Linked DNA regions of Mus musculus: region 1 is linked to region 2. The links are chromatin contacts, found by Hi-C or POLR2A ChIA-PET in ENCODE. All regions are on one chromosome and are shown on one strand. Each heading gives the region's core, a stretch centred on a gene start or an enhancer-like site at or near the end of the contact. The rest is flanking DNA. Distances are from core to core; before and after follow the strand shown. Region 1 has its middle 7.2 kb from the start of Gm39023. Region 2 has its middle 36 kb from the start of Gm39023.

The links. Hi-C counts contacts between places; a loop is a spot of excess contacts on that map. ChIA-PET counts read pairs that join two places held with the same protein, here RNA polymerase II (POLR2A).
Region 1: a loop to region 2 is called in a map of T-helper 2 cell, with 2.5 times the contacts of the local background. The contact joins two enhancer-like sites. A Hi-C loop is called at or near these places in 2 of 37 maps with a recorded cell type or tissue (T-helper 2 cell and heart). POLR2A ChIA-PET finds 5 or more read pairs at or near these places in 1 of 5 experiments (embryonic stem cell).

Annotation. Positions count from the first base shown.
Region 1 is chr7:63,857,182-63,862,505 of GRCm38, reverse strand. No RefSeq gene overlaps it. Among named protein-coding and RNA genes, the nearest start is that of Gm39023, 7.2 kb to the right of the region's middle. Within about 2 kb of position 3,850, at least 1 of the 3 ENCODE cell types and tissues checked has a DNase peak (open chromatin) inside an H3K27ac peak, as active enhancers do; it is heart, where a contact is called at or near this core.
Region 2 is chr7:63,813,926-63,819,275 of GRCm38, reverse strand. No RefSeq gene overlaps it. Among named protein-coding and RNA genes, the nearest start is that of Gm39023, 36 kb to the left of the region's middle. Within about 2 kb of position 3,120, at least 1 of the 3 ENCODE cell types and tissues checked has a DNase peak (open chromatin) inside an H3K27ac peak, as active enhancers do; it is heart, where a contact is called at or near this core.

The sequences.
Region 1 (5,324 bases), core at 2,601-5,100, 42 kb before region 2:
GAGTATACTGTAGTTGTCTTCAGACACACCAGAAGAGGGCATCAGATCCCATGACAGATGGTTGTGAGCCACCATGTGTTGCTGGGAATTGAACTCAGGACCTCTGGAAGAGCAGTCATCAGTGCACTAACTCTGAGCCATCTCTCCAGCCCTTGTTTTTGTTTTGTTTTTTAAGAAGTCAAAATTCTCACTACATTGGACCAAACCCTCAACATAAGCAACTTAAAGAAGCATGTGTTTGCTGGGCGTGGTGGCACACGCCTTTAATCCCAGCACTCGGGAGGCAGAGACGGGCGGATTTCTGAGTTCGAGGCCAGCCTGTCTACATAGTGAGTTCCAGGACAGCCAGGGCTATACAGAGAAACCCTGTCTCAAAACAAAACAAAACAAAACAAAACACAACAAAAAGAAACATGTGTTTTTGTTCACAGTTTTGAGCCGGTTGGTCATGGGGAAATGGAGCAGGAGGTGGCTGGTCACAGTGCATCTGCAATCACAATGCAGAGAGTGATGCTTGTGCCCAGCTCCCGTTCTCCTTTTTATGCAGTCCAAGCCCCCAGACCACCACATTCAAAGTGGCTCTTCAAGCTTTAACCAAGCCCTGGAAAGTACCTCCAGACGCTAACCTAACAAAGCCAGTCCCCCACAGGCTTGCCTCCAAGCTGGTTCTAGACCCTGTTAAGCTGCTAATATTCATTAACCATCACACTATTTTTTGCTTTTGAGACAGGATCTCCTGTAGCACAGCCTAGCTTGTAACTCTATGTAGTTAAGGATGATCTTCGATTCCTCATCGTTCTACCTCTGAATCCTGAGTGCTGGGACTTAAGGCCTGTGCCCTAAATGCCTAGTTGGCTGCCATGCATTTATCTTCTCGCGGCGAGAGTTTCCTCTTACATCTGTGTACCCTACTGCCTCCCATGTGGAAGTTTTCTGCTACCTTTGTAGGTGATCAGGACACACTCATGGAACACACGGGTCGTGTGGGAATCACTGGCCTCTAGTGAGAATACCTAGGCTCACTAACTTACCTGGATAACACAGCTTATCAGAAGGAAAGCTGGGGCCCATGACTCATGAAACCTCAGCCTAGACCCGTGGCCATGGCTGGGAGGGTAGGTAAAGAAGGTGCATTGTCAGCGAGTGTGGGATCAGTCCTTGCCATGGTCCAAAGGGCTGTCTCCAGGACAGATCAGGTGGAAAAATTCCTGCCAGGGTTGTTTGGAGGTGGGCTCTCTGGAAGGTAACGAGGGCGAGATGAAGTCATGAGGGTGTGGCCCCCATTAGTGGCCTTACAAAGAGAGGAAGAGAGAACCAAGCTAGTCGCTCTTCTCTCATGAGGATGCCCTACCATGCGATGGTGCAGCAAGCTAGCCTTCACCAAATGCTAACGCCATGCTCCGGTACTTTCTAGCCTTGAGAACTGAAAGGTGGATGTAATGGCTATTCCTGGTTGTCAAATTATATGATATCTGGAATGAACTATAATCCAGAATTGGAGGGCTCACCTGTGATCCAGATCTTGAGGCTACAAGATACAAGCTTCTGATCTGGATCTTGGCATGGACATCCTGAGTGAGGCACAGTGGCCATGAAAAGCTTAGGCCCAGGATACTGAGGCAAGGAGATCTCTGAGTTCAAGGTGAGCCTGGGACAAAGCAAGTGCCAGATCCAGGCGTGGTAGTACACACCTTTACTCTGGGCCACACCTTCTACAGGAGACCTACATAAGGACTTTGGAAGACTCACTCTTCTTTGCTTGCGTTTACTTGACAGCACATCTGGTGGAATATACTTCTACAGAAGACCAGCTGAAACAACTAGCTTCATGGGCTTGAGCAACTTCCCAACTGATTATTGTTGGGTTAGTTGGACTATAGACTATAAATTATCACAATAAATTCCCTTAATATAGAGAAACATTCCATAAGTCCTGTGACTCTAGAGAACCCTGACTAATACAGTGGATAACCCTCAATTTTTTTAAAATATTTATTTATTTTATTTATGAGTACACTGTCGCTGTCTTCAGACACACCAGAAGAGGGCATCAGATCCCATTACAGATGGTTGTAAGCCATTATGTGGTTCCTGGGAATTGAACTCCGGACCTTTGGAAAAGCAAGCAGCCAGTGCTTTTAATGGATGAGCCATCTTTCCAGCACCCCCCCCCCCCCAATTATTTATCATCTATCCAGTTTCAGTTATTTTGTTATAGTGGCAAAAATAGAGTAAGTAGCCCTCAGGGTGACTCAGGGACAGTAAGTATTATTCCAAGGGAGGAGGCACAAAGATACAGGAGCCCAATAGAGGGCTCAGGGGAAGGGAAGGGGAAGCAGAGGGAAAGGACCAAGGTCTGTGGGTTTCAGAAGCAAAGGGGAGATCTATCAGGGGACACTGGACACAGAGAGGGTCAGGGACTTCAGGAAAGCGGGCACCTCGATGGCTTGGTTCACACTGAAGCATGCTGGTGGGAGCGGGCCTGGGGGTCCTGCCCACATAGGTATTAAAGGTGAAACTGGAAAGAAGGTCATGGCTCCCAGGCAGTGGCTTGTGAAGGCAGATCTGGGTCTGCACTATAGAAGCTGCCTGGCATTCTGGGTCTGGTGGGCCAGGGTGGCAGTCTCCTGGTCTGCTTCATCTCAGAGCTTCTGCCACCTTTGAACGTTAAGGAATGGAGGCAGGGAGACTAATCTGAGACACAGCCTGATTGTGAGCCCGCTTTAGAAGGGGTCTGAGCCTGTATTCCTGCATACCTAAGACCCTATACTCTGGAGGGGAACATTTAGACAGGACATTCAAGGTTAGCTGGTGTGTACAGGCAAAAGAGTTACTGGGAACCATTGTAGCAGTTCTTGGTGGGAGAAGCCCTTGGGTTGCAGGGCTCAGGAGGAAAAGAAGACAGGCCTCGGGGATGGAGATGGAATTCAGGAGCCAGGGGGTCCCATACATGGCTGCATCAGCATCCTTTGGGCAGCTTGCTGAACACACATTCTGATTTTACAAACCCAGGAAGGAGCTACAGTGTTTCCTGGGTGCTGGGTGCTGCTTCTGACACTTAATGTTATAAACTAACTCTATGCCTTTTCCCTTTCTTTCAGGAAGAAAGAAAGGAGCGTGGGCAAGGCCAGTTGAGCCTGTTGGGTGTAGTTTGGGGTGGGGTGACCTTGACATGCCTCCTCCTAAAAAAAAAAAAAAAAACCAACAACAAAACAAAAAACAACCTCAGAACTGTTTTTGTTTGTTTGTTTGTTTGTTTTTGTTTGTCTGTTTTGTTTTAAGTACCCAGAGTGCCTATGGGCCTCTGACAAGGCTCTTTGTCCTGGACACCCCTTTGGCCTTGTTACAGTCTAATGGGCCTTCCTGGAAGTGGAGCTGGGTCCTTAGTCCTGTCCAGATGTCCCTGTCCTGGAGAGTGCCGGGCCAGGAGAGGGCAGGGTGAGGTGATTGCTAGGAAAGGAAGTACACCGGGTCACAGTCAGCCTCTTCAAGCCGATTTAGGAATGTCAGGAGGGGAGGGGAGGCAGGTACAGTGGAGGGGTTTCTGTTAGAGACTTTGGACCTCACGTGGAGGGCAGAGTGACCCAGGGGTTCCTCCCGGTCCCCACACGTGCGGTAGACGGCCCCTGTGGTCTTGCTGTATGGTTGTGGCAGGTAGTGTACCGAGCCCGAAAGCAGTTAGGGACAGGTGTTCAAGCCTACAGAGGCGTGCTGTGCCCTTCTTAGCCCGAGAGCGTAGGAGATGGGTACCGGATCTCAGAAGCAGAGGAACCCAACCCTTCTCCCTACAACAACCAAAGGGACTCAGCGGCTTTAAAACGGGCGGGGCCCCGTGACGTCATCTCTTGAGGGAGGAGCGAGCTGTTTCCCGGAGCCACTTCCCACCAGCTCTTCGGTGGTGGGTGGTTCCTGGGCCTGCTGCTAGTTTAGGGCAAAGTCTTGATTTTCTAGCTCCAAGAGCTACTAACAAATCACTTAACATCGTCAGGCACTCTTCTCTCATTTATGAAATAAATGCATTTGTTTATAACTCTAGAGGAGCTAACGTATGTGCAGTACAAGGCTGACCTTTGTGCACCTTTGACACCGTTTTAATTTTTAAAATTAAAATATTCTCCGTGTATGGGTGTTTTGCCCGCAAGCGTGTCTGTTGCCAACTAAGGGTACTTGATCTTTCCGAACCGGAGTGACAGACGGTTTTGAGCCATCTTTTCTGGGATACGACTAATGTTCTCTGGAAGCAATCAGTGCCCTTAATTGGCATCTCTCCAGTCCTATCACCATTTTTTTATGGACCGTATCTAGTGGCCAGCATCTCCTGGCAATCCTGAATGCCGACGGATGAGGGTTGCAGATGGAGTAGAAGGACGCAGAGCACATGAGCAGGTGTGGAGTCTGTCGACTTCTAAAGTGACGAGGTCTCATCCCCTCCATTTCTCCCATCTTTCTGGGGTGGACCTCAGCCTGAGGAGCTAGGGCAAACTAGCCTTCTGAGGAAAGCATCACCTTGGTGCTGTTCTCTTGGCTGACCTCAAGTTTTCCTCCATCTGCGTAGTACCAGTGGGCCCGGGAGCCCATAATTAGACTAATGAGGTGTCTGTTGCACACACGTCTGTGCCTAGGCTCCACTCTGATGGCTACCCAGTAATTTGCCTGATCTCTCGGATAAGTCCTTTGCCTGGACAGGTTCCCACCACAAAGTGCCCCATCTCAGGGTGGAGCCTGTAATTGCTGCTGCTTTGCACGCTCTCTATTTTCCCACCTGCCTATGGCCCTGAGAGTCCTCAGGGGCCCGCCATCACATCAGGGGAACCCACTAAGCCAAGGGACGGGGCTGTGCAGGAGATGTAATAGACCATATGAACTGTCTGCTGTTTGAAGGCATGGTGGAAGAGGCAGCCAAACCTAGCCAGCTGTTGACCTTTTGGTACTGTGAAAGGAGTGGTGGGTATCTGGGAGATGCTCTGTCTGTGGGTCTGTCCCTCAGTGTTCATCCATGCTCATTTACAGTACCTTGTTCCAGGGCTTTGGGGCCTTTGTCGCTTCTAGATCTCTCTAAACACCTTGGTTTTTGAGCCGCAGCACCACAACCACAGCCTGCGAAGAGTGTGTGTTGGTGTTAGAACAGGACCATTGGCCCTGGAGAGTCTAAGTAGGAGGCTAAGGCTGCCTGTGGCTTACAAATAAGAGGCGGTGGGCAGGCAGGTACCATTTCCAGTTTTCCTATCCAGGCAGCCCCAGGCATTCCTGGGCTGGAAGAGCTGGCAGCCCTGGCAGCTGGGTGCCATCCATATGGTTCCCTTTGATCTACTCCAAGGACTGGT
Region 2 (5,350 bases), core at 1,871-4,370:
CTGCCTTGCTAAGGCCTCAAGCATCTTCCTAACAAGTGTTACACTGAATTCTCTCAGCCCTTGCTGATCCAGGGCCACTTCCTGCCACCCTTCCCCTGTCCTGAGGCCTCTGACCATCTCACTTCCCAGAGCTTGGAGTAGCTTCTTCAACCCAGGGTCTCCACTTGCTCTCCAGGGTTCAGGCTCACAGCTGACCAGCCACCTCTCTGTTTGCCCCTCATCTCTGCCCCCCACATTCCTGTCAGAGTGTTCTCAGAGCAAGACAAGGTGTGTAGAGGCACTTCAGTGTGGGGAACATCTGATCCTTGCTCCTCTGTCCCAGGGGAAGAGGAAGATGGAGGGTCAACTTAAACATAATGTGTTGAGGGCAGTCTTGGAGAAATGGAAAACTGGTGGTACAGAAGAGAGGGACAGGAAAGCCATGACTAATGTCCTTGACTAGATACGACGGGACCAGTGGGCACAGCTCTTCCCAGCTGGGATTACCAGGCATTGGGTACAAGTTGAGGCCTTGGACTTACTCCGAGGGTAGAAGGTCTGCCATGACAACCGGAAACATTGAATCAGTGTAGCTTGTGTAGGGAAGGTTAAGTCCAAACCCTACTGTTTCTAGCTTCAGGCAGCAACAGTCTTACTCCAAGATTGCCACACAGAGATGCAATCGATTCACTCCACTAAGGTCGAGGCCAGGTGTACTGGTCTGCACAGGGCCTGGCATCTTCACACTCTTGGTTCTGCAGAAATATCCAATGGATCTCTGACTTGGAATTCTGAGCAGTGAATCTGCTTTGGCACTGTACTTGGCTAGTCCCACTAGAGGGAGTTATCACTCTTGGGCCTGGCTTGAATGTCTACATAGCTCTGATCCTGAGACCCTGCCTGGAAGGTTTAAATGACCTTGGCAACTCCACTAGACACAGCGGTAGAGCATTCTGGTGGACAGCGTGGGCCTCCTGCCTCTCCCTGCATGCTGGCTGCAGTCTGCCTGAACACAGGTGCTACCACTATAGAGTCCAAATGGCAACTCCAGAGAATACCGGGTCTTGGTGCTGGGTGGTGGCCAGTGCTTTCCAGATTTGGTGTCTCCAAAGGTCACAGGTCAGGGTCCACTCATAGAAAGATGTGTCCATATGACCTTTATTTTTAAACCACCAAGAGAATTTGGTCACCCAGGAATGGGCCAAGACAACGACCCTCTGAGAGTGATCCCTATAGAGTCCTGGGACATTGGACTGGTTTTCTCCTTCCCTGGCCTTCAGATTTGTACCCTGTTGCTGTCCATTCATGGAGGCAAGGACAGTCTAGGAGAAAGGGCTCCAGCTCCTCAGTTCCAAGGCCAAGTCCATGACCTCTAGCTCTGTTCTGACTGTCACCAGTCAAGAAGCCTCCCTACCTGCAGGCTTTGTTGTCCTGGGGAATGGCACTTCAATGCCACCCACTCTGAGAGCTTAGCTGTAAGCTCTCTATGGAGGACCCAGCCCTGTTCCTGTGTGGGCCTCACTGACTGGCACCTGTAGTCTGTGAAATGGGTGTCTGGCCCAGGCAGCCCCTAACAGTAAAGGCTCCATCTGCTCTCTATCTGTTCTTCTCTATGGGAGAGGTTGTTGGCTCTTCTGGGGTTTTGGCTGCCTTCCTCTACGTGGAGTCTGCTGGCCCTCAACTACATGTCAGACCTACCATATGCAGGCAAGACTGTGGGTGGAGATGTGGGGGAACTGGCTAATCTGATTGAAGGGGGGGAGTGGCCACTGCCTGGAAAAAAGATCACTCAGCACCCTCTGCCCTGGTGTTAGTGTCTACCAGGGTCCTGGACCAGCTCTAGGTGCTCAGCTCCTTGCTTCACAATGGTTGCTTCATCTCTGTTGGCATCTCTCAACATGCCTACCCTACAGATGTAGAACTGAAGCTCAGCAAGTTGAAGTGACTCAGTTGGACTCACATGGCTGGATACATAGTTGCCATTGGTTATGGTGTCAGATTAGAGGCAGTAAGAAAGAGGGACTTTCCATCTGGAGAGTCCAGAAAGTTGCTAAAGCTGACACCAGATAGGACGTGAGCAGAGGACAGGGAGGAAGGACAGAGTGCCAGTGTCCATGGCAGAGTGGGAAGTGCCCCAGTGTTCTTGCCTACCCTGCAACAAGAGCTTTAACAGAGGGGAAGCTTTGGACACAGAAGGGCAGGGGATGGAAGAGCTCAGAACTGGATCCTTCCTGTAAGCCCTCCCAGTCACAGACACAGAGAAGAAACTTCCAATCCAGGGAGGGTCCTGTTTGGAGAGACCCTGGAGCTCAGAGCTGGATCTGCTGAGACCTGGAGCTAGTTATGAGCAGAAACCAAAAACAGGTTTGCTGATGAGTCATCTCCGGGAGTACCCAGCAAGAGGCAGGGGGGAATGTCCTCTTCCCTGCCCACCAGGCAGGGCCTGGCCCTTCCTGCTCCCACCACAAGCAGCTTGTGCCTCTCTTGCTTGCTTCCAACTCCAAGACCATTGAGCAGAGCAGCCTGCTGGATGACTTCCTGCATGGGCACCCACCCTTGTTGCTGTGTCTAGACAGCAGCTGCTGCCCATGTTGGTGGAGGGTCCAGGAGCGACACAGCAGGGGGCTGGGGACTGGCTAGAGCTATGTCTGAAATCTTGTTCAAAACCACAGGCAGGGTGAACTGGTTGGAAAATATTCCTTCCTGGAGACATTGTAGCCCTGCCTCCTTGAATCAGCCAGCCACTTCCTTCCTGTGTGTATCTTATACATGCTAAGGGGGTGGGCTCAGCCCTGGTGTTTTTTTGTTTCAAGGTTTTTGTCTGTGGTAGTCCTTTGGTGTGTTGTAGGGCACAAGAATGGGGCTGCTGCTAAAGGGACTTTGTCACAGGGTTGTGGGAACAGCTTGGGCTAGTGTGTAAGGTGAAAGCTTTTGACTGTGAGAGTGAGGAAGAGCCCTGGCGTCACGTCTGGATCCTCGTATGAGGCAGTTTCATCACAGACAGGTCACAGGAGCTGGCTCTGATTATTTTACAGGTAACTAACTGCTTAAGAAGGCCAAACTGCTTAGGGCGTCAAAGGCAGAGAGGCTAGACTGACTTCCTGCCTCCCACGCCTGAGCCCTTCCGGCAGTCAGTTCATAGGCCCTTCAACACTGGCTCAGATCCTGCTCTTACTAAAAATCCTGCCAGCTTATTTCCTGAGAAGCCAGGGCGCTTTCGGTTTATTAACATTTTCTTTCTCTTGGAGTGAACAGGGCTGCTCAGCAGCGGACGCACCAGAAGTAATACAAGTTACCTGGAAAACCTATACACATATGTGCATATATAAACACACACACACACACACACACACACACACACACACACTACGTGTTATGGTCTACAAGATGATACAAGTTTCAAGAAAAATCTGTATTCAGCCTACAGGTGATGACTTTCCGTTGGCATGTGTGCACGTTTGTCTGTCCCTGTAGATGTCTGTACATACACATGCCAGTGGCCTGACAGGACTTTTTGACTAAGCCATAGTGTGAAATTGGTGTGTATTCAATAGAAACCATACACTGAATAGTGAGTTTGGACTTTTTCTCAGGCTAGTGGTATATACTACAATCCCTTTTCATGATGCTGGGCCCCGGCTTTGAGCTGACACATCTAAGAACTAGAGACCAGTAGAGGAAACAGTCAGTCATCGCTGTGCAGTGCGTGCGGCTACGCTGGAGGTAGACAATCAGCAGAATTTTTTGGCGGGGGGTATTTTTCAAGATAGGGTTTTTCTGTAGAGCCCTGGCTGTCCTGGAACTCACTTTGTAGACCAGGGTGGCCTCAAACTCCGAAATCCACCTGCCTCTGCCTCCCGACTGCTGGGATTAAAGGCATATGCCACCGTGCCCGGCGACAATCAACACATTAATTGTACTTCACACATTTTTCATGTATGGTGATTTTTGAGTGAGTGCGCACACGTGTGTGTGTGTGTGTGTGTGTGTGTGTGTGTGTGTGTGTGTGTACACTTGATATCATTAGCATGAGCCAACACCCATCCCACAGAATTACAGATTGTCTGACTGAAACACTCTCCTTTTTACTGACATTCATCCACTGAACCAGCACTCGGTTCTGATTGGGTCTCACACTGAGGTCTGGCAAATAAAACCACAAATTGCACTTGTGGGGTCTCAAAAGCACTGTGCTTGTGGGGTCTCAAGGGCCCCCAGCACTTAGTCCTGTGCACCTATGCTCCACCCAGTCAAACACAAGCACTCTGGAAGGGAGGAGCCTCTCGCCTCAGGCTGTACCATATGAACTGAGCCTTGGGGGACACCCTCTTGCCCTTAGACTGGATTTTCTTTCTCTCTCTCTCTTTCTTTCTTTCTCTCTCTCTCTCTCTCCTTCCTTCCTTCTTTCCTTCTTTCCTTCTTTCCTTCTTTCTTTCTTTTTTCTTTCTTTCTTTCTTTCTTTCTTTCTTTCTTTCTTTCTTTCTTTCTTTCTTCCTTCCTTCCTTCCTTCCTTCCTTCCTTCCTTTCTTTCTTTCAGATTTATTTAATTATTTATTATATGTAAGTACACTGTAGCTGTCTTCAGACATACCAGAAGAGGGCATCAGATCTCATTACAGATGGTTGTGAGCCACCATGTGGTTGCTGGGATTTGAACTCAGGACCTCTGGGAAGAGCAGTCAGTGCTCTTAACTGCTGAGCCATCTCTCCAGTCCTAGATTGGAGTTTCTTAATGGATGAAGCATTTCTGAAGTCCCAGGTATAGCTAGAGATTGCACCTCCGAGACTTTGAGATGGCTTATTGCACCTCTAGCCCTTCTGAGTCTTTTTTCTTCTAAATGGAGGGTGGGGAGATACCACATGCAACTGGCAGCCTGCTCACATCTGGGAGCATCTGCTCACCATAACTTCACATGGTAGGAGTGCAGGTGGGAGAGGGCCTGCAGAAGACAAGAGTCTCTGACCTTGCAAAATATTCACTTCCTAGGAAAAAACCACAAACCTGTCCAGAGAGGATAGCCTGGGGCTCCACTTGCCCTGTGGCCATGGAGTCCTTTTATACCATGTCACGTGACAACATTGCCTGTCAGGAAAGAACCTGAGGACTAAGCCCTTTTACAAGTAGATATTTTCAGTCTGGTGATGGTAGTACATGCCTTTAATACCACCAGCTCTTGGGAGGCAGAGGCAAGTGGGTTTCTGAATTTGAGGCCAGCCTGGTCTACGGAGTGAGTTCCAGACAGCCCAGGCTATACAGAGAAACCCTGTCTCAAAAAACCAACCAACCAACCAAAAACAAAAAACCAAAACAAAACCAAAACAAAAAACCACATATATATTTAACATTGTGTGTGTGTGCACATATGTACAT